Linked DNA regions of Homo sapiens: all the other regions are linked to region 1. A link is a loop called in an ENCODE intact Hi-C map of the cell type or tissue named here. Cell type or tissue: A673. All regions are shown on one strand. Links, peaks and the distances in the headings refer to the core of each region. The heading gives the core; the rest is flanking DNA.

Evidence for each region. Peaks named below come from ENCODE experiments on the same cell type or tissue, not always from the same donor. Only the 100,000 strongest peaks of a DNase experiment are listed, where the experiment ranks them.
Region 2: it touches region 1 in a loop (3-fold over the local background); 5 of 110 quality-filtered maps call a loop at or near these places.
Region 3: it touches region 1 in a loop (3-fold over the local background); 2 of 110 quality-filtered maps call a loop at or near these places.

Annotation. Positions count from the first base shown.
Region 1 is chr18:59,215,085-59,225,383 of GRCh38, reverse strand. It overlaps GRP (gastrin releasing peptide), which reads right to left and starts at 5,226. Exons shown (of 3, transcript NM_002091.5): 1 at 4,980-5,226. The coding sequence starts at 5,118. RefSeq lists an enhancer at 5,392-6,006. In A673, for the core only: CTCF peaks have their summits at 5,052 and 5,263; DNase peaks (open chromatin) are centred at 1,600, 2,088, 3,962 and 5,353; H3K4me3 peaks cover 4,463 bases; H3K27ac peaks cover 3,419 bases.
Region 2 is chr18:59,078,802-59,089,100 of GRCh38, reverse strand. No RefSeq gene overlaps it. Among named protein-coding and RNA genes, the nearest start is that of SEC11C, 56 kb to the left of the region's middle. In A673, for the core only: a CTCF peak has its summit at 4,748 (motif pointing left); a DNase peak (open chromatin) is centred at 4,710; H3K27ac peaks cover 778 bases.
Region 3 is chr18:59,096,536-59,106,834 of GRCh38, reverse strand. No RefSeq gene overlaps it. Among named protein-coding and RNA genes, the nearest start is that of SEC11C, 38 kb to the left of the region's middle. In A673, for the core only: no CTCF peak of the experiment used is centred there; DNase peaks (open chromatin) are centred at 3,574, 4,144 and 4,614; H3K4me3 peaks cover 346 bases; H3K27ac peaks cover 5,406 bases.

The DNA of each region.
Region 1 (10,299 bases), core at 1,164-9,163:
CTAAATGCAGAATAAATCATGTTTTATTAAGAGTTAGTTCATAAACGACAGATAGATTTTGCTCTCTGTTCAAAATGTGCAATGAGCTAGACAGCATTCAGAACTGCAACCCAGGAACCCTGGGTTTGGTTCCAGCACCTCTCCTAACTAGTTAGGTCACCTCTGCCAAGTCGTTTAGCACCCCTAGTCTTCAATTTTCTCAACTATAAAATGAACAGGGTAGACTAGATTAAATCTAAGGAGGCTTCCATATCTAAAATTCTATCATCAATTCTGTGTGCACCAAATTCTATTTCCAGCTGAAAGATGGAGTTTAAACATCTTCCCCAGCCAATTTTGAATTGCTGCTGAAAATAAAAGTCTCCATGCTTTTCTTTGTGTGGTTTTTTAAAAATATTTCTTTCCTTTTATCGTAATAAAAAAAATACCAAAGGAATTTTTCATTTAAACTTTCTCAGAGTTTTAGTTGAGACTGAACTGAGAAAACTACCCAGATTTACTGTTTGTTAAGAGTGTAGTGAAAAACAAGTTGAAAACAAGCCCTGAGTAACACTTTACAGCCGCATAAATGCAGAATTTTCTCTTGGGTGTCTGAAAGTCTATCAGTGGCTCCAGGAATGTGTACTAGCCTTGTAAATAATTTTTTTAAAAAGCTGCTGTTAAGGAGGCCAAACCATCAAAAACATGAAAATTTATGTATGCAAGAGAGGATAACTTGGAGTCAGAAGTGGGTACAGAATTCAAGGTCTGCATTCTTAACACTTTAGACCCTTGCTTGAATATTCTCATGTTCTCTATTTCTTACAGTTGATTTTTCCTCTCTCTGTAGTTGGACTTTGTAGCACTTTGAAATTTCTAACGTCAACAAAACTATGGTGCTTTTGATCTAAAGTGTGCAAGGAAAAAGGTCTTTGTGGTTCCAACACTGACTGGCATTAGAAGTATTTAAGGCAAACATAAAATTTGAAAGATCTTCAGTCTTAAAATGGAAAGAGGCCCCTTCCCAGAAGTTCTATCCACCAACAGAGAAGCCCTCACTTTAACTTTATTGCTTTTATGTGTATTGCGATTTGCAGTTTATGGGATGTTTAAATGTGCTGGATTTCATTTGATCCATATGCTAATTGGTTTGGTGAAAATGAGACTTGCCAGAGGTCACATAGATGTAAGCAACTATTTTAGGATTAAAATCAGTTCACAATCTAGACTACATTATTACACTGCTTGGCAATGTCTTCTAACTTGCTAAGAATATAAGGTAGCTAAAATCATTCTGGGATCTGGAAATAAGGATAAGGTCTACAAAAGGCTTTCTAATGTTATAAAAATAGGGATTATATGCCAATATATCATGATGCATTATGTAATTGAGAAAAATTAATTCTATGAGTATTAAGGAGCATTAAAATCAGGTTTACTGCATTGCAGTGTGAGCATTTGCCAAATTGCTTATGACATGAGACTTCACACAATTTCAGGATCCTAACTGGGGATACTGTCCCAAGTGAAGACCTGGAATCCTGAATGACTGGCTCCTCACGTATCAGCTTGGTCACATGGTGCTCAGATAGCCACTCAATAACCTTGCATTCAGCCATAACGGTGATTATGTTGTGCAACTTCCCAGGAAGTAGTGATGCATTTGACTTTATTTATATGGAGGAAATTAAATCATGATGGTTGGAAGGCAGGATTAGAATCCTGATACTCCCAGTGATGACCTAGATCACCTTGCCCTTCTAACTGACTATCATCTAGTTAGAATGCTGGAAATGAGAAAGAGTTATTGCCAGTAAAACAGAGAAGTGATGCAGATATCACACATAAGAACCTCATTTTTGTCATGCCTGAATAATTTTGTGGACTTTTCTAAAATGGGAGGAGAAAGTTATTCTCCATTCTGTGATTGTACTAACTTTCAGTACTTGCATATATGGGGAATGTGTGGGGATCAGTTCTTTATCTCTAGTTCCATAGACTGGTTGCTAAGGAGAGCACGCTATCTGTAACATCCCAGGGAAGTACACATTCCCTGGGTCCAGTTTTGCTTTTGAGCTAGTGACTGTCAACCAAATCGTCATCTCCATGGCAACATGGATGATACGCCCACTTCCACCTCTTCTCCCAACATCATCTGTCAAGTGCCCATATCATAATAATGGAAACCTCACCATAGACAAAAGACAGGCACTTGAAAAAATAAAACCTTGATCAGAGAAAAAAAGAGCTTTTGTTCTTTTTATTAATCATTTAAAGATACTACTAAAGGGAAGGTTTGAAACAGAAATGAATAAGACATAGATGAAAGTGTTGAGTACTACTAAGAAGTAGTATTTTTGGACCCACACTTAAATTCTATTCCACAGTTTCTGGGGCCATAACAAGCCATTCTGCAGTGGAATACTGGTATTTCCAAATTCAACCTTCTGGGATATGTCTCACGTCCAAGTTAGAACCACAGTTAGGAGCATTTCATGGGTGCACAGGGAATAGTAGCCAGTATAAGTGTTGTCATATATTTTCATCACACAAACAAAACATTTCCACGAACATCAAGCCAGATAAAAATTTGTTAAGTTTTCAAGCTGTTAACCTTTTTTCCATTGCTGCACCATGCTTCTCTCAGCTAGAAGAAGCAATTTACTTACCAAGCCTGTAAATGTGTGCTGACAGCATCCTCATGGACAGCAGCATGTAGCTTTGGTTTTATATAATTAAAACTAAACTACATGTCTTTGGTGATTGAAGAGGATAAGCATTTTCTTGAGATAACTGAAAGCTAAATTTGAAGTGTAACATCATTCATCCTTGTCAATGCTCATATTCCAACAGAGGGCATGTTACTCAAAGCAAACGTTTTCTCAACCGCAAGGTAATTTTAGGCTAAAATGTGAGTTTCTACTTCACCTCCCTCTTTCCCTTGCTCCTCCTCAACTCTGCACAGTTATCAAAGGGAGAGAAAAAAGTGCATTTGAGAATAAATATGAAAATGGTATTTGGGGTCACCACTGGTTGGTATTCTTTTGGGTTAGGAATGCTCAAGTACCACTATGAAGGGCAATTAAACGGCAGACACCCTAAATACCTGGAGACAGATGTTCTGCGGAACTACAGCAAATCAAGATTGGCTTGACTTGCACCAGAAATAACACGATGCCACTCCCCAGTTAACTCTATTGTCCTCCTTTGGGCCTGCAAGCGTTACCTAATAATAAGCTTTATTAGTGCAATAATATAGATGAGTACAAAGAGATTGGGAATCCAGAACTTTCATTCCATCTTTCCAGCCCCATTGGCTGGTGGCTGGGCCAGATAATGGCCACTTGATCTAAGCTCCCAGAAGCCCTCTTTAAGAAGCATCAATTCTAAGTTTGGATTCTTCAACACCTGCTAAGCATCCTTCATTCTTGAAATGGAGGGTTTTTCAGCTTCACCCATTCCAACCTCTCCTCTCCACACCAGACTGCTGGGTTCCTCCTGTCCCTCAGCGATCACACATCCTCTCATCTCTGGAACTGTCAAGACTTGGCAAATGATTATTTTAGCAACAGTGGAAACCACTCTATTGCAGCCCAAAGATCTCGACTTCCCTCACAAAAGCACACACGACACAGACGAGCTGAGGAAGCAACAGTTCCAGTCCCACTCCTTCCCCCAAATTATTTATCTTCTATCAAGATTTGTGAATCAGCCGATATATGAATTAGCAAGTACTTGTTCAACACACCGTTCCCCAGCGCCCGTTCTAAGTAGATGGCTAAGGAAATACACACACACACACACACACAGAGACACACACACACAGAGACACACACACATACACACTCTTAAATCTCTTCAGGGATTAACCAGCTTCCCAAGAAGCTGGTTGGGGTTGTTGTAGTTGGCTTTTGTGGGGCGGGTAGGTGGGGGAGTGAGGAAGTTGGACGCTCTGCGTTTGCTGGAAGCTATGCTCGGCGACGCCGAGAGCCCTGGGGTGATGCTGGGTGAGCCGAGGCTGCCAGGCGCTTCCTGCCTCCCAGCTGAGCGAAAGCAGCGAGTGCGCGCAGGGCGGAATCCTGACCCCACCCGCAGGCGCCCTCCGCACCCGCAGCGCGGCCGTCCTCTCCGCCTGGGTTCTAGGGGCCATGGCGAGGGAGCCTCCAAGCCGGTGCCTAGAGAGCAGGACCTGTTGCAGAGGGAATGGGAAAGGAGCGAGGGGAAAGGGCGAAGTCGTGGGTCAAGAAGGGCGGAGAAAGAGCGGAGCTCAGAGGGGCAGAGAGATCGGGATGAGCTTGGAGAGCAGGCGAGATTCCCCAAGCTCAGAGCCTGCTGGCTGGAAAGAGGGAGGGCAAAAGGGCAGGGAAAAGAATATCGCTGCAAAGCGAAGAGAAGGACTGAGGAAACTCCAGAGAGTCACAGACAGGCGGGATTCAGGGCACTGCGCACTGAACAGATGTGAAACCCGGGGCGGGAGCGCTGCACCCTAGGTCCCCACACCTGTGGCTTTGCGGGGAGCATAGGCGCAGCTTAGATTTCAGCCCATGCCAGTCGCTGTTGAGGCCACCGAGCTGGACCAGGGTTCTGAGATGCTTTCAAGGGACAACGCTCCCCAAGATTATTCTAGGAGAGTACCGTGCCAGACAGGTTGAGACTAGGCGGACAAAAGGAGATGTAGGATGGGCGCAGAGGGAAGGTGATCTGCACCGGGGTTGGCTGTTGGGAGCTCGGGTGCCCTGGGGAAGACAGGCTGGAAGCGAGCGGGAAAGGATCAGCGGACCAGCCTGCGGCTGACTAGGGACTCATGGGCTCCCTAGAATGGGGAAAGGTGGGGTGGAGTTTTAGGAGAACGGGGAAGGTGTTTGCCGATAGAAAGGTCACAACAAACCCAGCTCCCAAAGCTGGGCCAGGGAAACGCAAAGAAATGGGGAGACAGGTCCCCTCCGGCTGGCTGATCCAGAGGAGGACAAGCGCGCGGCTCCCGCGGCCAGGACACTCACCCACCGCCCAGTGGTTGCCGCGCGGGTACATCTTGGTCAGCACGGTCCCTCCGCCCGCAGGCAGCGGGACCGCTCGCCCCCGGGGCGCCAGGCAGAGGACCAGCGCCAGCAGGACCAGCGGGAGCTCACGGCCGCGCATGGTCCCGACGGGAAGCCCTTGGAGCGCGCCGGAGAGGCTGGGAAGAGCAGAGACTGGTGACCCGGACCTCGGAGGAGCTCCGCCGCCGCAGCCGCTGGTGCTACTGCTGCGGCCTCCACTAGGGCCCCTACTTTATATGGAAGCCCGGGCGGGGGGGCTGGGGGGCTCTTCTATCGCGGACCAGAGCGCTCTGACGTCTCCCTATAGCTAACCGGGGCGCTGGGACGCCCGGTCCGGAAAACCATCCATCTCCCCGCCGAGTGATGAAAAGGCTGAGTGTACATTGCCCCCTCTTTTTTCCTCGTAGCCCCGTCCGCCTTCCCCACATCGGATTAATTCCTCCGGTCCTCGACGCCTTCCATCCAACACAATTTAGTGAACTCCTCCCTCTCCAGGCTCGCCGGCGCCTCCAGCCTTAGCTGCCTTGAGAGTCCTGGAGAGGGCGACCCCGCTGCCTGATCTGGGCCGGGAGGGGTGGGGGGTGTAGCTGGAGACGGGTGAGCTCTAAAGATGGATGGGCTTTGCTGGAGGGATTTGGAACCACCATTTGAAGGCCTTCTGATTCTCCAGACCTTTCTCTTCGTAGGCCACATCTTTGCTGTCCCAGCCCATAGATTTTGGAACCTTGCCTCCTTGCAGATCTCTCTCTCTTTTTCTGGACCTTGCCTCTTTCTTGCAGATCTCCTCCCCTCCTCTCCCCTCCTCTCCCCTCCTCTCCCCTCCCTTCCCCTCCTCTCCCCTCCTCTCCCCTCCCTTCCCCTCCTCTCCACTCCCATACCCTCCCCTCCCCTCCACTCCCCTTCTCTCTTCTCCTCCCCTTCCCATCCCTCTCTCTCTCCCCTCCTCCCCAATCTCTCTCTCTCTCTGTCTCTCTCTCCCCCTCTGCTGCCCTCCACCTTAAGGTTAAGGGCAGTATCCTTAACCCACCTGGTATTCCCAGGCAGCTCTGCCCACTTGTATGGCAAGACAGAAGATAGCTGGCCCTTTTCACAAGCATGCAACTTCCATGGAATAGAGAAAGAAACTGCTTTATGCCAGTTTCCCTAGGCTGCCTCTACCTGAAAGCTCAAACTGTCCCTAAACTGCCACATACACACCCCTCTAGAGTTGCTCAACGTTCCTCTGCTCCTTCTGTTCTCAGATCTAAAGAATGGTCACCAGCCCAATCCCCGAGGTTCTAAATACCATGGATACAAAGGGGATCAGCACCATAGCAATGCAACAATAAATAGAAGCTGGTAGGATGCTGTTGCCCACGTTTTGGCTGCCAGAGTTGGCCGTGTGGTTGGAATAGGTGAGGTCTATTCCTCCTCAAATGCTTGTTAATTGCCTCCCTGTTGGGTCTTTAGTGTTCCATGTCAACATGGTGTTGATATTGATATATTGATATTGATAAAGTTGAAAACATACACTTGTGTCTGAGTATCTGCTGATTCAATACATTCTTCTTCTTCTTTTTTTTTTTTTTTTTTTTTTGAGACAGAGTCTTGCTCTGTCACCCAGACTGGAGTGCAATGGCGTAATCTGGGCTCACTGCAACCTCTGCCTTCCCGGCTCAAGTGATTCTCCTGTCTCCGCCTGTGGAGTAGCTGACATCACAGGCATGCACCACCACGTCTGGCTAATTTTGTATTTTTAGTAGAGATGAGTTTTCACCATGTTGGCCAGGCTGGTCTTGAACTTCTGACCTCAAGTGAGCCGTGGCCTCCCAAAGTGCTGGGATTACAGGCATGAGCCACTGTGCTTGGTGTTCAATATATTCTTAAGTGATTACACACTCACATTGCATGACTGAGTACTCTTGGATCTGAAGAGTATTTTCATGCATGTGTCTGGGTCTAAGAGAAAAAAAGTCAATTTTAAGATCATTAATAGTTTGGTAGCCAACCAAATACAATAATACTATCCTCAGTGAGTGAGCTAAGTGAAAATCAAAAGAAAAAGGTCCACAGACTGGCCTGGGCTCCATCCCTCCCGGGTTCCCAGCCTCTCTGCATTCCGTTCCCAGGCTCTGTCAGTAGGCAAGTGTTCCATTGGCAGGCAACTGATCATCCCTAGGCGTGCTGCCTCCCACACAGTGAGCTTGCTTCAACACAGGGACTTGGTATTGTTCCTCTGTGTGTCTGCAGAGCACCTGGATCATAGTGGTGCTTGATAAGTATTTGGCGAATGAACAACAAACCTAAGAAATGCCCAGGTCTAAGAAATGCCTTCTGCAACCGTGGATCTTTGGAGGCGCATTAAACCCTTATCTCTCCAAATTAAGTTGTAGAAAAATGCTCTTTCTCTTTAGTTTAACCAAGATTATTTTAGAATCTTTCAAATGAAATCCTCCACCTCCTCCCATCCCCATGAAACTAAGGGGAAGCCACTGTAAAGACATTCAAGTGTAGAAATAATTGTTTAGAAAGCACAACACTTCTGCTAATTCAGGCAACACTGTTTCTTGTGTCCATTACACGCCAGGAGATACCTAGGCCCCTCCATTCACCTTAGCTCTTGCTCCAAGGCCACCCCAGCCTACAGGTTTCCTGCCTGCAGACTACGGCTGGGCCACATGACTTGCTGTAGCACCCTGTAAGGACAGCACCCATGTCATCTGGCTCGATACTGCCTCCACAGTGCCTGGCCCAGTCTTAGGCACAAAGATGGGACTCAAGAGATTTGAATCGATACATTGTCCTCCAGGAAAAGGAGGCTGAGTCCAAACTTCTAACCAGAAAAGACAGTGGACTGTTTCCAGTTAGAGAATGGAACCTTTGCATGTTTGATTCAGTTGATATGAATAAGCCCCAGTAGATCCTGGCTGGGTGTCCTCTCATACACCTCTTAAAATCCTCACTACAGACAGCTGGGTAAATATGATTAACCCCACTGACATAGTTAGGGGAAAGCTAAACTCTATGAGAAAGAGACCTTGCAATGCAATGACCCATTCAAAAGAGAAGTCTATTTCTCTTTTCTGTCCAGGGCAGGTGTTCCAGGTTGGCAGGCAGCTCTGTTCCACATTGATAATCAGAAACCTGGGTTCACACCACCTGGGGTCTCTACCATTCCCTACAGCAGCACTACTCAAAGGGCTGGCCTGCAGGGAGAGAAGGAGCTTGCATTAGAATGCAAGTCAATGTACGGCTTCCTTCATCGAGAGCATCTTGCTATGAAAAAAAAAAAAAGTCAGCTGTACTAAACAATGTGTGTAGAGATGTTATTGACTTGTGTCCTAGTACAAGATCTTTATCTCATTGTGGATGGGAAACAAATAGTTTGGGAGGAGCAGCTGGTCTATGGATCACATGTGATGAGCACTTTCCTATCTGTCTGCATAGCTTGGGTTGCAGGTGCCAAAAAGGGGAAGATGGAGGAGGCACGCCCGCTCTCTTAATACACCAGCCAAAATGAAGCATTTATCTCTTCTGCTCGTGTTTCATTAGTAAAAAGTCAACCACATGGTCATAGCTAACTGCAAGAGAGATTGGGGGTTGCAGTCTTAATAATCAGTTATGCCTGGCTCTGATTGCATCACTGTGGAAGAAAGAGTCCATGGAGTTTGACGGATAGCTGAGAAACTCTACCAGAACCAACCTAGTGCCTGATATTCCATGATTTATGCTGTGACCTTTTAGCTCAGTGACCATGGATAGTTCATCACCGAGTGCACTTGTAAAATTATTTTATCCCATGGAGCTCAGGGGTATTTTGTGATTTGGGGGTTTGTTTTTGTTTTGAGACAAGCTCTCCCTCTGTTGCCCAGACTGGAGTGCAGTGGTACAATCATGGCTCACTGCAGCCTTGACTTCCCGGACTCAAGTGATTCTCCCACCTCAGCCTTCTGAGTAGCTGACACTACAGGTGCATGCCACCATGGCTGGCTAGGTTTTGTATTTTTTGTGGAAATGGGGTTTCACCATGTTGTCCAGGCTGGTCTTGAACTCCTGGGCTCAAGCTATCCTCCCACCTTGGCCCTGCAAAGTGCTGGAGTTACAGGCGTGAGCTACCATGCATGGCTGAGTTCAGGCTTTGATGAGCTTTTAACTGTGCAACAGGCCATATATATTTAGATTTCCCATTTTTTTATTCATCAAAGACATAAGGAACTGTCTATCAATCAGAGCTTCTAATCAGGTTGAAATAACAAGCATCACCTCAGAGAGTCGATGTAATTCCAATATAAATCAATGAAACATTGCATTTTAGTTTCTTCATGGCTTTTTGAAATGTGCAAAACAGCTCATGCATCTCTACCATTGCTCTTAGGGGATTCCAGGCTGAGAGTCTCTGCTTAAGTTTAGTGGCTATTTTTGCCAAATGAAAATAGCTCTGTGAGGGGAAATACCTTAAGTTGTGACTGGCCATTTATATGTGGAGCCAGTGAAGGCTTTGAGGGCAGGTCTTGCTGCAGGGAGATGCTCCAAGATTCCCAGGTCCAGGCTGGAGTGAAGGAAGCAGAGCAAGATGGGGAATGATGGAGAACAAGGAAGCAGTGGTGAGGAGTTTAGGAGTCAGGCTGGCCTGGGTTCCAATTCCTCCTCTGCCATTTAGGAGCTATGATTGGCACCTCACTTAGCATGGGCATGTCAGTTTCATCATCTGTAAATTGAGCTGGTAATGCTTCCCTCCCTAGGGTGGTAGGACAGTTACATGAGATCATGTGTATCTATTGTCCAGCAGCTACTTATTCTTTAAATTAATAATAATGGGGAACTGTAATTAGGGCAGGCTAATTTCTGTATTAGATTGTGATTTTCAAGATAGCATCATTTTCTTGTTCAATGCCTAACCCAGTGTTGTGCTATTTAAGTCTCCTGAGAAGATCATACAAGTAATAGCTGCTGCTTAGTGAGTACTTATTATGTGCCAGGGACTGCGTGTGATTGTTATGTGCATTTGTTCATGTGCTCCACACAGCTATCCCATGAGGTCGGTGTTATTTACTCCATTTTATAAATGAGGAAACTGAGGCTCAGAAAGGTTAAATAACTTGCCTAGGCCCAGATGGTAATTGACAGAGCCAAGAGTTGACCTCATAGCCATCTGATTGATTCACACATCTGGTAACAACGAATTTCATTGTAATTCCAGGGCTTTTCTGGAGTTCGACAAATTGCAGTACCCAGCAGGCATAAAAGGTGGATTAAAAGATAATTTTAGAAGAGATATCAGGGATCATTCTTAGAGGCCTTT
Region 2 (10,299 bases), core at 1,439-9,438, 140 kb after region 1:
GAACCCCCCCGCCTCCACCCCTTAGAGAGGTTGCAGGGAAAGGAGAGTACAAGGACTTGTAGCATTTGTCTACTGGCCAAACAGGTGCCAGAGCTCTCATCACCCACTAGTCACCAGCACAGAGCCCTCTACATGAGATACCAATTAGAGGATCAGGCTGGAAAGGCTGGGAGAGCCCAGTGAGCCCACCAATGAAGAACGTGAGGGAGGATCCTACCCTGTAGCCAAAGGGCAGGTATCAGAAGAGGACAAAGGCAAGTGGCAAGGAGGTGCCTGAAGGGCCACAGCCTCTGGTCATTGCAAAGCTTCCTTGAGCATCTCTGTTCCTATGATCTGGAATCTCCCATCCCAAGGACTGCCACGTAGTCTTCATCAGAGTGCTGATTAAGGGCAGAGGCCAGGGAATCAGCTGGCCTTGGTTCAAACCCTTCTCTGTCAGTTACTAGCTGTGTGACCTTGAACAAGTGACTCAACCTCTCTGAGTCTCACTTTTTTCAACTATAGTATGGAAATAGTAGTAGAGACTTTGGGATGGATTAAGTTAAATAACCCATCTAAAGGGTTTAGTACCTCATCAGGTACATGGTAAGTCCTCAATCCATGTTAACTCATTAATAAACTCACTTTTACACCTGAAAAAAGCATTACCCCCTTGCAGCCCATCTGGAAAATGTCCATCCTGCTTAATCAAACTCTCTCTCCTTGTTCACAGCAGCAAGTATAGGTTTTCTCTCTTTTTTTAAGAGACGGGCTCTTGCCCTGTCACCCAGGCTTGGAGTGCAGTGGCACGATCATAGCTCATTGCAACCTCAATGAGTTCTCTTTTTGTTGTGGCAGATCAGAGCAGACCCCATTAGATAGTGATGATTAGCTGTTGATTAGAGTCATTTCTACTATGGGATGAAAAGAAATCGCATTTCTCTCTGCCCGCCTCCAAATTCCAGGCTCAGCTCCCTGACAGTCTAGGGGTCAGAGAATTAGGCAGTGTGTTCCTCTGCACATGCAGAGAGAACGTTTGTTTGTTTGTTTGTTTGTTTGTTTTTGAGATGGAGTCTCCCTCTGTTACCCAGGCTGGAGTGCAATGGTGCAATCTCAGCTCACTGCAACATCCACCTCCCGGGTTCAAGTGATTCTCCCACCTCAGCCTCCTGAGTACCTGGGACTACAGGCAGGCGCCACCCTGTCATAGAGACAGGGTTTCGTCATGTTAGCAAGGTTGGTCTTGAACTCCTGACATCAGGCAATCCACCCACCTCGGCCTACCAAAGTGTGGGGATTACAGGTGTGAGCCATGGAGCCCAGCCCAGGGAGAGCATTTTTGTGCTTTAACAAAGCATGATATCAAAGTAATATGAGTAAGCTAGATGGCCAGAGAAAGAAACACTGGCAAGCTGCATTCTTTCAGAGCCAGACTACACCTGAATTGGGAGGAGCAGAGTGAGCGAGAGCAGATGAATTCAGCGATACTGAGATCAAGTGTGGCCAGCACATCTCTGCCCACATCACACAGCCAGCTGTCAGGTGAACTAGATTATATATAAGTAAACACATGTCTCTAACTGTTGAGTCAGGGAATATGAAGTCACATGGCTATGCCTGCAAGGGAGGCTGGGAAATGGCGTTCAGCTGGGCAACCATGTGCCTAGCTACAGTCTGCTATTATGAAAGGAGAAGACAGATGTTGGGGAACACACAGCAGTCTCTCTCACAAGGGGGTATAAAGAGAGAAGATCGAGGAGGGGAGCCAGGCACGGTGGCTCAGGCCTGTAACAATCCTCCCAGCTTGCAGCCAGGAGTTAGAGACTGTAGTGAGCTATGATGGCACTACTGCCCTCCAGCCTGGACAACAGAGCAAGACCCTATCTCTAAAAAACAGAGGAGGGAATTAGAGAGTGAGAACAGAGGTGAGAATGGAGAAGAAGAGTTAATTATAAGTAGAAGAAAAAACTCCAGTTGCTGAGGCAAAGCCCTGGGGTTGGATTCCAATCAGTGCCAACAGCATCATAGCAGTTGCTGAGTTGTTATTCTGGGGTTTAGGAAGAGGATGTCTGTGACTACAGTAAGAAAGGGGGGCCTATTCCATCTCCCGGGCCTTACCAGCCTCCACTTCAGGCTCATCTTGTTTCTGTCATGATTTTGTGCTTCCGACTCTTAAAATTGTTCTGCATTTTGTTCCCTTTTATTTGCCCACTGTCTTTAAACAACTCGACCAGACAACTTGAACAAAAGCTATGACTGAACAGGGATCATGAAAAGTGGGGGTCCTCTACTTCCACTATGAATGGAAAAGTATAGCACGCTTCCTTCCCTTTGCATAGTGGTCGTTTTTCAAAAGGTTCTTGCAGATGTTGTCTCAATTCCTTCTGTAACGAAACTGCAAGGCAGGGACAGACACTGTTAATAATAAGTAGTCAGGGTGCAGCCTCTGGGGTCAGACTGCCTGATTGAAATCTCAGCTCTGCCATTTATGAGCTGTGTGATCTTGGGGAACTCAACCCCTCTGAGCCTCATTTTTCTCAACTATAAAATGGGATACTAACAATATCTACTTGGAAAGATTGTTTAGTATCTATTTCTATGAGTTTTGTGTATTAAATGAAACAATTCTGTTTGGCACATGGCAAGCACTTTACAGGTAGGAAAACTGAGGTTCAACTAAAGTGATTTGCTTAAAGATTCAGAATCTGGTTTTCTAACTTCCAATTCTACTCTACCTCAAAGTATAGGTTTTGTGGAGCTCAAAGCAGGTAAGCGGCTTGTGGCATTAAATAAAAATTAATGTAAAATTATGAAACAGAACAAAATATATAGATCAGAGAAAAGAAACCCAAGGAATGGCGATGTAACACAGAAAAGAGCCAGGAAGGTAATGAGAGAAAAAGAATAGAGCTAGGCAGAGGGGAATCATGGCTGCCAGAAGCATGAAGAGCCTGAAGCTGTCATTTTCCAGAAAAGGAAACTGAGGCATGGGGCAGTCACATGCAACTCCAGCATACAGGGATGCAGCAATGTGGAAGGAAATGCATCCCCAGAATGCCAGAGAACTTTCTCATTCTGGTGATTCAGCCTCCCAAGTTCCTGGGGAAATTCTCTGGAAGGACTTTGGCATCTTCCCACTGGCTGCCCATCACTGCAGTCAGATAAGCACCACCAGTTCAGCGAGGAAAGCACACATCACAATGTGTTCTTCTTGCTTTTGTTTTATTTTAATCCCTCTAGGAACAGGAGACAGATAACCTTTCAATAATCTGAAATTCCAATAAAAAGAAACTCTCTCTGAAAAGTACACAGTGTTTGGGAAGGCTTTAGTATTTAGTAGACTTTAAAGATTTTCATCAGCCCTCCAATTTCTCTGTGTGCTTTGGAGGCATTGAGGGGAGTAATATTAGCTGAATAAAAGGTCACCACCACAAGAGTTGTTTTTAGCTAAATAAATTTGACATGGCAGGGTTGAAAGCTCTAGATAGATATTAAATTGCTGGTCATACTTGTGAGCAGGTGCAACTCTCATTTCCCACACCCCCAGGCAGCAGGGGAAGCTCTTTCACTCTATGATGGCTTGTAAATTTTTTTCCTCTCTGTTTTTACTCTTTTTCTACATTCTTGTCCTCATTTCCTCTATGATGCATTTCAAGCTTCACCTGGCTTTGCAACTATAAACATTTCCACTTAAATGCTGTGTTGCTGGTTCCCAAACTTGAATAGAATGATCTCAGGGCCTTTGGAGACACTGATTGCTGGGCCCCAGCCCCAGATTTTCTGATGCAAGACGTCTGCATGGGAACTGAGAACCAGTGTTTCTAACAAGCTCCCAGGTGATGCTGTTGCGCATAGTCCAGGAGCCACACTAGGAGAATGGCTGGCTTAGATCACCCTCCCTTGGCTGCACCCTGGACCCTGTCCTAGCCAAGGCCAGCAAATCACTCTGCACTTTTGTCTTCCTGTGGTTCCAAGGAGACTTTCCTCGTCAATATTGTAGCACTGCATTCAAGACCCAAAGATGCACCAATGAAGCTTCCATGGGGGTGCTGTGGAAGTCAGCTTGAGAGCTGAGCAATGCCAGGGGCACTAAGTCTTGGGCATCTCATCCCAAAGCCATCCCGGAAAGCACCCTGCTTGTTCTTTACTCCCAAGGCAGGTGTAGATTCCACGTTAGTCCTTAGGTTTGCGATATCTCTGGCTGGCCCCCAGGGTTGGCTTTGATCAGAGGCCCTGGAACCTGGAGCTGAGCAGTTCTCCCAGCCATCCACTGACCCAGGAATGCCAGAGACCTCCACACGGATCTCCCTCACCAGAGAGCTAGCACTGTCCCTTAGCTGACGGTGGGAGGATCCAGCAGGACATTTGTCTGATGCATTGGGTCTTAAGGATCCAGGAATTTTGAAGTCCAGTCTGACCAGCAGTCCTTACCTTAGAAATTGAAAAATAAATAAAACATAAGATTCATTTCAAGTTCCTCAGAAAGAAAGCAGTGAGAATCACTGAAAAAAAAAATACTGTTTTCCATTGAAAATGATAGATTAGATTAGAAATATTAGATGTATTTCTTAAAGGATTAAGTGAAAACCTTACTTGGGCATTCTAAATTCCTTAGTAGGCTGGTCATTTAAAAGGAAGCAATGAAGGCTCTTTGACTCTTCTACTTCACAGTCTGACAAAATCTGCAGTTTTCCTAGGAGGCTTCCGGTGTGTTCAAGAAGGCAGCGGGGCCGACACTGGTCTCTTACGTGCTGCCCTCTCGTGGTCACCCAAACACATGCAGCTAAAGCTTTCTTCCGATGCCGCTCATCTATTTGTTCAAATCCACAGGAACAGAGCCCAGGATAAAGGCGGACAGGTGATGGAGGTTGGCAACAGCACAGCTGACTCCACGGGTCTGAAACTATTGCTATGGCTGGCACTTCGTCAATGTGTGGGGTTCAGAGGAGGTCAAAAAAAATCATAGAGGCAAGAAACAGTGATTATTCTTTAGACTTTGTTAAGAGGAAATTTGGAAAGAAAACGTGTGTGTGTGTGTGTGTGTGTGTGTGTGTGTGTGTGTGTGTGTGTGTGTGTGTTATGCATATGAACACAGAGGTGGAGAGGGAGACAAACAGAGGAGAGATAATCTGATAGAGAGATTTTGTTCCAGTGCACTGCCCACGTGGTCTGGTAGGAAGAGCAGGTGGGTGAACTCGGGCAGGAGACAACACAGTTGCCTCACTACAAAATGATGTCCTTGAATAGATTATCTCTAAAGTCCCTTCCCATCCCAATTACGATTCTACTTAAAACAAAACAGAAAAGAAACCCCTTTCTTTCCCCGTGCTCATTTCACGCACCCGAGCTGATGGTCCTGGCTGCCCTTCTGCCTGCCTGCTCTCTTGCTTCTCTTTCCCTGTTTTCTAACAAAGAACTCCTTATGCCGTCACTTTGGCTTACATACATGCTGCCTTCTTTTTGAATCCATGGGATTTTCAATATGATGTACTAAAAGTTTCATTTTTCTTTTTGAGTCTCAGTCAAGGGTATTCCAATTGTCTTGTCTCTGAATTTTTTTTCCTTCTTTTCATGATCCCCTAAAACTTTCATGTGTATCTTACCCTGTTCTTTGTTGCTGGGAAAGATAAGTTCCTGGCCGAAAGCTGTCAGTGTCGGTCTTCAGCACAGAGCCTGTCTTTTAGGTGGGAAATACACCACGGTTATTCATTCCATTAATCTGCATATTGGCTTAGAGCGGCGATTCTCAAAGTGTGATCTGGGTACCCTCCAGGAGTTCCTGAAAGACTTCCAGGGAATCCATAAGGTCTACACTATTTTCAGAATAAAACCAAGATGCTTGCTTTTTTCCCTTCTCATTCCTTTATGAGTGAGTGTATGCTGGAGTTTTCCAGAAGCTACATGATATGTGATACTGCAACAGACTGACAGCAGTGGCGGATGTAAGATCAGCTATGTCTTCTATTTAGCCAGCTATTAAAGAGATTTCTGAAACTGTAGCACAATGACAGTCTTCTCGCTAGCATTTTTTGTTTTGAAAATATATGCCCTACCCTGAGCTTAAAAAAAAAATAAAAAAGAGGCCAGGCGCAGTGGGTCATACCTGTAATCCCAGCACTTTTGGGAGGCTGAGGCGGGCTGATCACCTGAGATCAGGAGTTCAAGACCAACCTGGCCAACATGGCAAAACCCTGTCTCCACTAAAAATATAAAAATTAGCCGGGTGTGGTGGCTCACACCTGTAATCCCAGCACTTTAGGAGGCCAAGGTGGGCAGATCACAAGGTCAGGAGTTTGAGACCAGCCTGACCAATATGGCGAAGCCCCGTCTCTACTAAAAATACAAAAACTAGCCAGGTGTGGTGGCACGTGACTGTAATCCCAGCTACTTGGGAGGCTGAAGCAGGAGAATTGCTTGAACCCAGGAGGTGGAGGTTGCAGTGAGCCGAGATTGCTCCACTGCACTCCAGCCTGGGCAATAGAGGGAGACTCTGTCTCAAAAAATATATATATATAAAAATTAGCTGGGCATGGTGGCATGTGCCTGTAATCCCAGCTACTCGGGAGGCTGAGACATGAGAATCGCTTGAACCCAGGAGATGGAGGTTGTAGTGAGCCAAGATTGCACCACTGCACTCCAGCCTGGGCAACAGAGCAAGACTCTGTCTCAAAATTAATAACTGGTATTTTCCATAAAAATATGTTAGCATGAAATGTATAATTTATTATATTTAAAGGAATTTATAAATATTATCCCATTTTTTCCATTTCTAATTTCTAGTATAGTAAATATCAATAGATATATTCCACATAATAAACAAAGGCTCTTCGGGTCCCAGATAATGTTGAAGATATAAAGAAATCTCGAGTCCAAATAGTTTCAGAATCGCTGACGTAGAGGAACCATGGGATTGTGGGGTGACTCCGAAGCTCAGTTTGCACACGTATCCTGGGCCCCGATGTAACATGAGGAGAGATTCGGGGTGGGTGCCAGTTCACTAGTTACCTGATTTTAAAGAGTGGAGGAAGGGGGTTAGGTTCAACACCGTTCCCCAGGAAGCACCTATTCTCAGGTTGCCTTCAACTTTCCCTGAGCCCAGGAAAAGCAAAGCTCCTTTGCGTTGCACCTGTGCTGAGCCAAAAGGGGCGGTGGCCCCAGCTGAACATATGCTGCTGTGTGATGCTAGGCAAGCTTGTTTCCCTGGTGCCACTGCAGAGTCTGTGTCCGAAGATTCTAATAGGCTGGTCCTTGCAGCAGCTGTGGGTTCCATAAAGGGACTGGCCTGAAACAGATCCCCCCGGCTTCTCACTGCTGTACTGTAGAAACCAGAAAGCTAAATGTTACATTTTTTAAAAACCCATTTGCAGCTAGGGCACTGTTATCAGATACTCTAAATTGTGTTCCAGAAAAGCACGTAGAAACTCTAACCCCAGCCAGGCACGGTGGCTCACACCTGTAATCCCAGCACTTTGGGAGGCCGAGGTGGGTAATCACGAGGTCAGGAGTTCCAGATCAGCCTGAACAACATGGTGAAACCCCGTCTCTACTAAAAATGCAAAAACTAGTTGGGTGTGGTGGTGGGTGCCTGTAATCCCAGCTTCTTAGGAGGCTGAGGCAGGAGAATTGATTGAACCCGGGAGGCAGAGGTTGCAGTGAGCTGAGATCACACCATTGCACCCCAGTCTGGGTGACAGAGCAAGACTCCATCTCAAGAAAGAAAGAAAGAGAGAGAGAGAGAGAGAAAGAAGGAAAGAAAGAAAGAAAGAAAGAAAGAAAGAAAGAAAGAAAGAAAGAAAGAAAGAAAGAGGGAGGGAGGGAGGGAGGAAGGAAGGGACTCTAACCCCCAATGTGACCTTTTTTAGAGATAGGGCCTTCAGAGAGGCAACTAAGATTAAACAAGGCCATAAGGGTGGGCCCCTAATGCAATAGGACTGGTGTCCTGGTAAGAAGAGGAAGAGACACCAGTGAAGCAAGCGCACAGAGAGAAGGCTATTTGGGGGCACAGCAGGAAGGTGGCTGTCTACAAGCCTCGGGAGAAACCAAGCCTGCCATCACCGGGATCTTGGACTTCCAGCCTCCAGAACTGTGAGAAAATACATTTCTGTTGTTTAAGCCACTCTGTTGGTGATATTTTAACATGACAGTCACAGCAAACTAACACAGGCAGTGACTGAGACTTAGATTCTGCCAAGCAGGCATTCACATGGGATTTGGAAGGTAGAAGTGAGATACACACAAAACCTCTGCTGCTTCTGCTGGAAAACATCTTGGACATGTCTGGTTTTTCTGTGGCAGCTTCCTGGTCATGGCAGTGTATGATTATATTATGATATCCCGATCATGGTAGATTTCTGATGATACTAGTTGCCAAAACATGATGGAGGAAGCATGGCTCTGCTTCAGCAGCTGCGGCAATGACTCTCCAAGTGACACGTGGCTTCCTGGGAAGTAGCTCTCATGGTACTGAGATGTGGCTTTGAGAATTATTCCTGAAAGTGATGGGCAAGAGAAGACTCTCCAGCTGGTCTACCTTTGCTATCTGGCCCCTATAAATAGTACTCCAAGTATCTGTGGCACCTCAAGTAGCTCTATGAAATCTATGACAAACCCTTAAAGGTCTCTGGGGTCATGAATCAAAGCCAAGCCCTCTTTGGCTATTAATATTCTTCTAAGTAAAAGTTTCTAACTTGTGGCCAGGTACAGTGGCTCATGCCTGTAATCCCAGCACTTTAGGAGGCCAAGGTGGGTGGATCACCTGAGGTCAGGAGTTCTAGACCAGCCTGGCCAATATGGTGAAACCCCATCTCTACTAGAAATAAAAAAAAAATTAGCTGGGCATGGTGGTGGGCGCCTATAGTCCCAGCTACTCAGGAGGCTGAGGCAGGGAGAATTGCCTGAACCCGGAAGGCAGAGGTTGCAGTGAGCCGAGATCACATCACTGCACTCCAGCCTGGGCAACAGAGCAAGAATCCGTCTAAAAAAAAAAAAAAAAAAAAGTTTCTAACTTGCCATTGGGCCCTTGTAAAAACAGAATACCTGGCTATGGGACATTAGTGGTCATGTGACTTAAGCTATCCATAATGAATTTTTATCTAATCCAGTGAGTCATAAGGTTGGATGCCTGCAGAGGTCTCCATCATAAGTGGATATGGAATATGGGGGCAGGTCCTGAAAGTGACGGTACATCACTGGAGCAGAGGCTGTACAATCTCAGTGCACCACCTCCTGCTGCTACAATGCCATCTGCCATGACCTCACGGCTGGTTTCCTGGGATCAGTTGACTAAGAAAACATTCAGCCTGGTTTACAGAAGGTGCCACGCAATCATCTGAAAGTTGATACAATATTATAGCCCCATTCAGGGGTAGCTCTGGCAGGACAGAGAAATCCTTGTAATGGGTAGAACTTTGAATTCCTGGAAGAAGAGATGGCCAAATATATAGATCTTCACTAATTCCCAGGCAGCAGCTAACCATTTAGCTAGATGACTAACAGCTTGGAAGAAGTGAGACTGGAGGAATTCTTGACAAGGCCTGGGGCAAGTTGTATGGAAGACCTTCTCAGAATAAGCCCCAAGTGTGGCAATAATTGTGTCCCTCGTTACTATCATGGAAGAGCACCGCACATAAGGCTCTTAATTCTCAGGTGAGCAGGATGAGCATGATTCTTTGGCTATGAGCCAGCCTCTCCCCATGCAGCCAGCATGCCACCTTGCTGATAATCCTGCTGAGCAAGCACAGGGTGGCTGGATAAAGAGACAGAAGCAAGGCAGGCAGCAACCTTTTGCTGCTTTTTTTGCCCTGGAGCAGGCACCTTCCATGGAAGTATCTGACCTTAGCAGCATCCTCATCGTCATCGCTCCCTTCTCCACATCCTGCTCCACACAATGGTGCTGTTTTCGTATCCTCTACCTCTAGGAGCATATTTTGGGACATCCAGGCCCTTAATGTCAATATCAGTGTTTCTTGAAGTGTAGGCATCAGAATCGCTTACTTGTTTTTGTTAGTATGTAGGAGTCAGGAAATGTATTTTTATCAACATCCCCAAGTAATCTTTGTCTTCACTAAATTTTGTGACAATCTGATCTTGAACAAAAAGAAAGTAGTTCTCTTTTTTATTCTCTGTCTCTCTCAACTATCCACAGCCTGCCCTCTTAGTTCAGTTTCCTGGGCTAAGGACTTCCTTTTTCCTAGTGTCTGGCCCCAGGAACAATCTCTTTTTAGTGGCCGTAGCCCCCATATCTGCAAGATGTAGCCTTAAACCTCATAAAACTCTACAGAAGAACCATATGCCAGTTCAGTGTAGCCTCGGCATTCATGT
Region 3 (10,299 bases), core at 782-8,781, 120 kb after region 1:
TTATAAAAGAGACCCCCAGAGAGATCACTCTCCCCTCTGGCTGGACAAGTAAGGTTACAGTGAGAAGACAGCTTTCTTCCAGAAACCCAGTTCTTACCAGACACCAAATCTGCCAGCACCTCAATCTTGGACTTCACAGCCTCCAGAACTGTGAGACATCAATTTCTGTTGTTTGTAAGCCACTCAGTTTATGTTATTTTGTTATAGCCACCTGAAGAGACTGCTATATTTTGTTATAGCAGCCTGAAGAACCTCCGTTTCAGAATTTCCAGTGAATCCTAAGCAGAATGAATAACATCAAATCCTTGTCTAGACAAATATTAACAAGGCTCCAGAGCACCAAGGCAAAGGAGATCTTATAAGCAATTAGAAAAAAGAGACAAATTATATACTAACGGGTGACAATTAGGTTGACAAGAGATTCTCAACACTAGCAACAGAAACCAGAAATAGTGAAACAATTATTTCAATGTACTGAGAGAAAATAACTAAGAATCTAGAAATATATAAGTAACAAAACTATCTTTTAAGAAAAATAAAGAAAAACGGTATATTTAAACAAATAAGAAACAGAATATTACCAACAATTCCTTCCAGGAACTTCTTAAAAATGTTCTCTGGATGGGAGGAAAATTATTGATCCTGGAAAGAAGAAATTAGATTGAAGAATGAGTGGTGAGCAAAGAAAATGGTTAAATGATAAATTGTAAAATCTCGATAAACACTAATATAAAGCAATGTAAATAACAATATATATAGTTTTAAAATATCAAAATAGATCTAAAATCCATTACAATAATAGTTTGTAAATGAGAAGTGATTGATGTTAAAATGTTCTAGGATCCTCATATTATTCAAGAGAGTGAAAATTGATCAGTTTTAGACTTATGATAAATTAGTCCCCAAAATTTCTAGAGTTTCCACTAAAAAATATTTATGAAAGATTTAACTTTCAAATAATAGAGAGAATGAGAAATGAAATACTGCTGGAAAAAAAGTCCGTAAGAAGGTAAGAAAAGAGAAGAAACAAGAAAACAGAGCCAATAGAACCTACAAAATAAGATGATAGACATGAATCTAAATGTGTAACTAAAATAAATGTAAACAAAATGAAGCCTCCAACTGAAAGATAAATATTGTCAGGTTTGACTTTTAAAATTTCAGCTATAAGCTATTTTTAATGGTCACACCAAAACATAAGGTCATGAAAATGTTGAAAGTAAAAGAAAATATATTTCAGACAAGCACTAATCAAAAGAAGATTTGAGTCACCGTATTAACTTCAGACAAAATAGACTTTAAGCTAAAAGGCATCATTAGAGATAAAGAAAGTCACTACATATAACGGAAAGACTCAATTCACCATGAAGAAATAATAGATCTAAATACGTGGGCACCTAATAAAAAAGTTTCACATTCAAACAATGCAAAATGACAGAACTAAAAGGAAAAATAAAAAAATTCATCATCATACTGGGAGATTTTAACACTCTTTCAAAAAACGGATCAATTGGCCTGGCGTGGTGGCTCCCACCTGTAATCCCAGTACTTTGGAAGGTCAGCGTGAGAGAATCACTTGAGCCTGGGAGGTCGAGGCTGCAGCGAGCCATGACTACGCTACTGCGTTCAAGCCTGGGCAACAGAGCAAGAGCCTGTCGTAAAAAACAAAACAAAACAAAAAACTCATCAATCAAGCAGCCAGCACTATCAAAATGACTAGAAAAATAAAATCTACAATCTTAATCTAATGGAGATATGTGGAATAGTATACCTAATGAGTGAAGAACACGCACATTTTCAAGCATATGTGAAACTTTTAGAAAAACTGGTTGTATCCACGGTTATAAAATAAGTGTCAAAAGTTTTCAACATAGTAATATCATACAGATCACATTCTTTGGCTATAATATTATGGGGTTATAGATAACTAATAAAAACACAATTCTGAGACAGGTACATGGAAAATTAAAGCTATGTTTTAATTTAAAATAGAAAATAATTTAAAATAGAAAACAATAAAAATAGAAAATAATTTAAAAATTGTTACAATAACGTATGTTATATCTAAAAATAAATCTAATACATAATATTTATTATCTTTATGCCATAAATTAGAAACTTTTCTTTAAACACTTTAAAGAAGACCTAAATAAATGGAAATATATGCCAAAGTTATGGATAGAACACTCCCTCTTGAAAAGATATCTGTTCTCTTTAAATTTGTCTGTTTGCTGTATGGAATTCAAGTCAAAATCCCAACAGGTTTGACTCCTAAAATTTATATGGAAGAATAAAAGATCAAGAATAGCTAAGACACTTCTGAAGAAGAATCAGGTGAAATAATCTACAATGCAGTAGAAATTAAGATAGTGTGGTAGTACCAGCGGGGAAAACAAGTAGACAAACAGAATAGAATAAAGGTGCAAAAAAGACTCACACAAATATGGGAACCAAACATAGCTGGTACCCACTCTCAGCGGAAATCAATGGATTGTTTAACAAATGATTAAAGCTGTGCTAGTTTATTTTTCATATGAAAAGTAAAAAAAAAAAAAAAAGAAAAAGGAGGCCAGGCATGGTGGCTCACAACTGTAATCCCAGCACTTTGGGAGGCTGAGGGGGCCGGATCACTTGAGGTCAGGAGTTCGAGACCAGCCTGGCCAACATGGCTAAACCTTGTCTCTACTAAAAATACAAAAATTAGCTGGGCATGGTGGTGCACGCCTGTAATCCTAGCTACTGGGGAGGCTGAGGCATGAGAATCACTTGAACCCAGGAGGCAGAGGTTGCAGTGAGCTGAGATCACACCACTGCACTCCAGCCTGGGTGACAGAGTGAGACTCCATCTCAAAAAAAAAAAAAAAAAAAGAAGGGAAGATCGCTTGAGTCCAGGAGTTCGAGACTAGCCTGGGGAAAAGAGCAAGACACCTGTCTCTTCAAAAACTAAAAAATTAGCTGGGCGTGGTGGTGTGTGCCTGTAGTGCCAGCTACTGGGGAGGCTGAGGCAGAAGGATTTTCTGAGCATAGGTGATCAAGACTGCAGTGAGCTGTGATTGTACCACTGCACTCAGCCTGGGTGACAGAGTGAGACCCTTTCTAAGAAAATAAATAAATAAACAGAATATTGAAAATTTTAATTACATTAATATTAAGAACTTTTTCAAATCAAAAGATACCATTAAAAGAGAGAGATAAAACATACCATGAATTGAGAGAAGATACTTAGAATACGTAAATCAAGAACTAGTTTCCAGAATATAAAAGAAATCCTATAATTCTCTAAAAAAAAGGCTTTAACAAAAGGCATTTCACATAAATAACATGGATGCATAATAAACATATAAAACATTTTTTAACCTCATTAGTAACTAGGGAGGGAATACAACCAAAACCCATAATGAGATTTCATACTGCCCAGATTGAACCAAATTTAAAAGTCTGACAAGAAGGGTTAAAGATTCAGGGCAACAAAAGCTCTCAGTCTCTGCTGGTGAGAGAGTAAATTGGTAGGACCACTGTGGAAGAAGATGAGCATTATTAAGTACAATTGAAGATGCGCAAACCTGTGAAGCATCAATCTGCCCCTAGGTATGTATTCTAGAGAAACTCTCACACACCCACATCTGGAGACACACACAGAATGTTTATAGTAGCATTATTCCACTAACAAAACTGCAAACAACCAAAATGCTCATCCACAGTAAAATGGATAAATTATGATGCATTCAAGCAATGAAATATTAAATATAAAAAATATTTTATTCCCACATGTATCAACATGGATATACCTCAAAAGCATTATATTAGATCAAAAGCAAGTAGCAGTATGATTAAGTTTATGTAAGTTTAAAACACAGGCAAATCTAAATAAGCAAAAGCTTAGGGATACATGCATTTGTGGTAAAACTCTGAAGTGAATGAAAATGAGTAATAGTGGCTGGGCGCAGTTGCTCACGCCTGCAATCCCAGCACTTTGGGAGACTGAGGCAGGTGGATCACTTGAGGTCAGGAGTTCGAGACCAGCCTGGCCAATGTGGTGAAATCCCATCTCTACTAAAAGTACAAAAAATAGCCAAGTGTGGTGGCAGGCACCCATAATACCAGTTACTCAGTAGGCTGAAGCAGAAGAATCACCTCAACCCAGGAGGCGGAGGTTGCAGTGAGCCAAGATCATGCTTCAGCCTGGGTGACAGAGCGAGACTGTCAAGAAAGAAAGAAAGAAAGAGAGAACGAACGAAAGAAAGAAAGAAAGAAAGAAAGAAAGAAAGAAAGAAAGAAAGAAAGAAAGAAAGAGAGAGAGAGAGAGAGAGAGAGAGGAAGGAAGGAAGGAAGGAAGGAGGGAGGGAGGGAGGGAGGGAGGGAAGGAAGGAAGGAAGGAAGGAAGGAAGGAAGGAAGGAAGGAAGGAAGGAAGGAAGGAAGGGAAAAACAAAAAGAAAAGAAAAGAAGTAATAGACAATTGAGATTCAGGACAGTGATTACCTCTGAAGAAAGTGAACAGAGAATGATTGGAGTGGGGCTCCCAGGGAGATCCAAGGGGCTTGGAAATGTTTTATTTCTTAAAATGGGTGGCAGGTCCATGGTTATTTATTTTTCTTTGAGCTATAAAAGTACATTATACACCCTCTTGTAAGCATGACAAATTTCACATGCACACAAATCCATTTTAAGGTCAATCAGTATGGAAATAAGCAACATGGCTCAGAGTGAGGGAGCGTAAGAGTTTCCTGGATGCCCTGTTACTTCCCTTGGAGAAACACTTGCTGTGCACCTGCCACATGCTAGGAACGGTGCAGCTGAGCAGACTCCCTCCTGGCTCCTTCGTCCCTCCTCGCCCTCTTGGGGATGGGAGAAAAAAGCCACTTGTGCTCAGAGTTCCTACATCCTCTGTCTACATTACTCTGGAGATGGTCACACAGGCTTGCTTTGCCCTTTGTGATTCTTTTCTCTCCCTCACCACTCTGAAATTGCTTCTGAGGGTTGGATCTATGTTTTATACTATCCTTTATTTCTTCAGTGACCGGAATGCATACGTGGATACACAAATATTTAACTTCACACACACTTTCCTGTCTTTTTTTCCCTAAACCTAGATAGGAATGTGATTTCAGAAAGAAAGGAGTTAGGAGTGCAGTTTTGTGGATTATTGATTATGTTTTGTTACTGTTAATGATAATAGTAGAAGTTCAGTGGTTGAGCAATCCTCCTGAGCACAGGGGACCTTCAGGTTACTCAAGGGAGCCCTGATGGGGGAGTGTGCTGGCCACAAGCCTTAGCCCTGGGCAGGCATCGGGCAGAACAACCGCCTGCCTGGGGTGAATCCCCGCCACCACCCCTACTAGCACCAATAGAACCTAGATGTCTTTCTACCTGCCCCATGCAGCAAATAAGATAAGGGAAAGTCTGTGTGGGTCTCCTTGCAGCATCCCTTGTTTTTAGAGAAACCCTTGGGAAGAGTAGGTCTCTCTTCTTGTTCTGGGTGTTGTCATGCCAGGAGGTGATTCTGGAATCGTTGTAGCCATCTCATGCCCAATCGGAGATTGAAGCTAATACCGAAGGCCAAATCTCAGTGGCTTACAACACAAGGGGTTTATTGCTCGCTCATGCTGTATATCCAACATGGATGGGCTTTGCCTGGGTCTCTGTTCTGAGGCCAGTCTATGGAGACAGCTCTTGTAGGGGACCTGCTCATCTTAGCAGAGGAAAAGAGACATGAAACCTTTAAATATGACACTTAAAGCTTCTGTTTGAAATGGATCTTGTCTCTTACACATTTCACTAGCCCAAATAAATCACATGGCCAAGCTTGAGTGAACAAAGGGGGTGGCATAATCCTAACACAGGGGGGCTGTAAATATTTGGGGACAATTATACAATCTACCAAGGACGGCAAGAACCTAAGAATCTGGGTCCTCGTGACATCACTGAGTCATACTTTATAACTGTCTAGTTTGCCATGTCTGTGGACCTACCCGTTACGTGAGATTTTTTAAAGTTGCCTTTCTCACTCTTCATTGTTTAGACTGCAGAGGTTGGAGTGGCCTCTTCCGAGAACAATGGTATTTCCACACTTTTGTCCTTTAGCCTAGGATGCTCAAGTTCTCTGATGCTTTGACCCAACAAATAAATATCCCATAGTGACCCTTAAGCTTTATAAGCAACCTCAAGGAGGTCCAGGAAAGTTTTGGGGAGCCGGGCCAGTTAGCAGAATTTCCAGGCTCACAATTCAAACAATTTTCTGCATCTTTATCCTAGAAAATCATAAAGGTATATGATAGTTTTCATTTAGCCGGCAAACAATTCCTTTTGAAGCACTCCCACCCACTCTCTTCCAGGCCAAGCTCCTGTGTCCTTCAATGTGTGCTTTAGGCTGATTCTTATTAATGGCTGTTCTTTCATTGTCATCTCCATAGAAAGCCTTCCTGGACTCCGCCAAGATGGTCAGTTGCAAATGACAGAAAAACAACCTAACTTCAACACACTTAAGAAACAGGGAGCTTTTTTAGCAGGCCCCTGAGATACCACCCGGAATTGAAGGACGTGTGTCCCCAGGACATTGGCTAGGGGAGGGATGGGGCTGGGCCTCAGAAAAAAACTGCCTCCAGGGAATGATAAGCCATTGATTCTCCTCCCCTCCCCTCACCTCCCCTAACCTCCCCTCTCCTCTCCTCTCCTCTTCCTTCCCTCTCAGGACAGACCGGCTACTTCCACATGGCACAGATCTGTCTGCTGTGAGCTCTCAAGTTTTATGTTTTCCGACTCCACCACCAGGAAGAGAGAGGGGCCCTGTTTCTAGTTCAAGTTCTACCTTGCCAGGGAAAGCTCTGATAGGCCTGGCTTGGGTCAGATGCTCACCCCTAGTCCATCAACCACGGCCAGGGTTTTACCATTGGCCCAACCTGGGTCAGGAGTCCAAGCCTGTTCCAGGGCCAGGGGTGCAAGGACACAGCAGCTCCTGTCGGAGCCACAGACTGGAAGCAGGAAAGGAGAAATACTCAGGGGAGCTGTTCTTAGAAGAAGGATGGGGGTTGCTGGTCAGACAAAAAGATAAGTGTCCATTCTATCTTCCACAGCACTTAGTGCTCTGTGTTGATTCTATGTCTGCTCACCTATCTCCCCGCACTGAGTCAGACCCCGGAGGGTAGAGACTGTTTCCCCCAGTGAAAATCCACCACAGGCAATGGCTGCAAGGAACAAGCTCTCTCACTCAGTTGAGGCTTGGCCCTGTACATCGTGGGGAAATTTATGAGAGTCTCAAATCCCTAATCTGTAAGATTTCAATAATATCTTCTTCAAAGTTTGCTATGAGGCTTGAAAGAGATAAAGTGTTAAAGTACCTGGCATGTAGTAAGTACTCAATACATGTTGAATAAAGAGTAATTACCAAACCCCTAAGACTCTTTCAATCTTTGGTACTTAGTTGACTCCAACTGCAGAGTTCAGGGACCCCCAAAATGAATGAACCTCACTTCTGATACCAATTGCAAGGTTAGAGGCCCCCCCAAACCACCCCTGTGTTCTGTAATTCACTAAGAGGACTCATAGAACCTTCCATGGTTATGGTTTATCGCAGCAAAAGGACACAGGCTAAAATCACAACAAAAGGATGCGGGTTAAAATCAGCCAAGGGAAAGAACCCCTGGGGCAGGGGCCAGGGAGGTTCCAAGCATGAAGTTTCTACCCCCAGTGGAGTCACAACTCTCAGCAACTATGTGTGACAGTGGCAGACTATTGAGTATTGCCAGCCAAAGAAGCTCACCCAAGCCTTGGCGTCTGGAGATTTGACTGGGGCACCATCATGTGGATGTTTGTGGCTGCCCATGTGGCTGAGCTCAGTCTCCAGCCCTTCCCAAGGTCAAGCTGATACTGTATGACCCAAAGCTCCCCCACAAATCATATTGTTAGACCATTTGGTGCCACTCAGAACCCACAGAGAAACAGGCTCTTATCAGGCATGGCATTCCAAGGGCTTAGAAATCACCTCTCTGGAGTGGAGGCCAAAGTGCCGAACGCTCTTTGGGTAAGGTTCATTGTTTAGTAGACAGCCATAAATTTCTTGTGTTATCAGGTCTGACTCTTGCCTCAATAAATCCTGCAGGCAAGGGCTGTGTCTTTTTAAAAACCTTTTTTTTTTTTAATTTTAGGTACATAGTAGGTGTGTATTTTTAGGAGGTACATGAGATGTTTTGATACAGGCATGCCATGCATAATAATTACATCATGGAGAATGGGGTATCCACCCCCTCAAGCATTTATCCTTTATCCTTTGTATTACAGACAATCCAATTGCGCTTCTTTAGTTCTTTCAAAAGGTACAATGAAGTTATTATTGACTATAGTCACCTGTTGTGCTCTCAAGTAGTAGGTTTTATTAATGCTTTCTATTTTTTTGTACCCATTAACCATACCCTCCTCACCTCCCTTGCCCCATACCCTTCTCAGCCTCCAGTTACCATCCTTCTACTCTCTATGTTCATGAGTAACATTGTTTTGATTTTTAGATCCCACAAATAAGTGAGAACGTGCGATGTTTGTCTTTCTGTGCCTGGCTTATTTCACTTAACATAAGGATCTCCAGTTCCATGAATGTTGTTGCAAATGATAAGATCTCATTCTTTTTTATGGCTGAATGTACTCCATTGTGTATATGTACCACATTTTCTTCATTCATCTGTTGATGGACACCTAGATTGCTTCCGAATCTTAGCTATTGTGAACAGAGCTGCAACAAGCATAGGAGTGCAGATATCTCTTCAAAATACTGATTTCCTTTTGGTGGGGTATAGACCTAGGAGTGGGATGGCTGCGTCATAGGGAAGCTCTATTTTTAGTTTTTTGAGAAAACTCCAAACTGTTCTCCATAGTGGTTGTAGTAATTTACATTCTCACCAACAGTGTACAAGGGTTCCCTTTTCTCCACATCCTCACCAGCGCTTGTTATCAAGGGGCTGTGTCTTGTCTCACGTCTTCATCAAACCATCTAATTTAGGATAGAGCCTTTTGCAATTGTTCAGCAAACAACTGATACCAAAATCAATTGAAACCTATTATAAGTCAGCATAGACAAGAAAATGAACTCCCCTTGTGCACATGAATGATGAGAACAAGCGGGAGCTTGGGTGGAAAGGAACCCTGGAGGGTGAGTGTTTGGGGAAAGAAGCCAGTGGTATATTTTGGAAAAGTAGGCAATTAAAAAAAAAATAGTTTTAATGGCATTTGCTTTGCTTTCTAAGTAGCTCTATATTCACAAATTCAAATTCAAAACATACAAAAGTATATGCATCAAAAATCTTCTTCCCAGATGGGCAATTTTAAAATGGAATTTTGAAGACGAAAACATCTATTCACTTACTATCCCCTCCCTTCTACCCCCCAAAAATATTCCGCTTTCAGGAATGGTTTGAGGGTAGGTTATTATTGTTTTGTTTTTATCAAATGAGCTACATATAAAAACAATCATCTACATTTTAAATTGTGTGTCCTGCTCTCTTCCATGGGCAAGGATAAGGTCGAATTTATTAGAAAATACTCTTCTTGGGCCGGGCGCGGTGGCTCAATGCCTGTAATCCCAATACTTTGGGAGGCTGAGGCGGGTGGATCATTTGAGGTCAGGAGTTTGAGACTAGCGTGGTCAACATGGTGAAACCCCGTCTCTACTAAAAATACAAAAATTAGCAGGACATGGTGGCACACACTTATAATCCCAGCTATTCGGGAGGCTGAGGCAGGAGAATTGCTCGAGCCTGGGAGGCAGAGGTTGCAGTGAGCCAAGATGCACCAATGTACTCCAGCCTGGGTGACAGAGTGAGACCCTGTCTCAAAAAGAAAAAAAAAAAACTTTTATTCTAAGATAGTAAGTAGCCTTGCTCTTAGACTCTTCCCTGTGTATTTGGACTGACTTGGGCACCTTCCTTTGAATGATGAAAGGCTACCTGACCTTGAAGCAAGGATATAAATCCACACATGCTCTCCGTATTTGATGAGTAGATCTTCCTCAATGCCTCTGATCAGTTGAACTTTATTTTAATTTGAGAAATCATGTATTTTTCATCACTTTATTTGCCTTCCCAGTTAGAGGGCTTTGTCCTCACACAGGCTTCCTGTTATTTACCTGGCAAATAAAGCAACAATATTCTAGGCCTGTTTGTCTCCAGGAAGCCTGCTGAAGTGCTATTAGCCAGAAGAGTGTGTCCAAATGGAAGCATGCAGGTTAATAGAGACCAGCCTTTGCAAACAGCAAACAAAGTCCAGCTGGCGGAAGACAGGACGAAACCATATTTCAATTACCTGTTTGTTCAGAA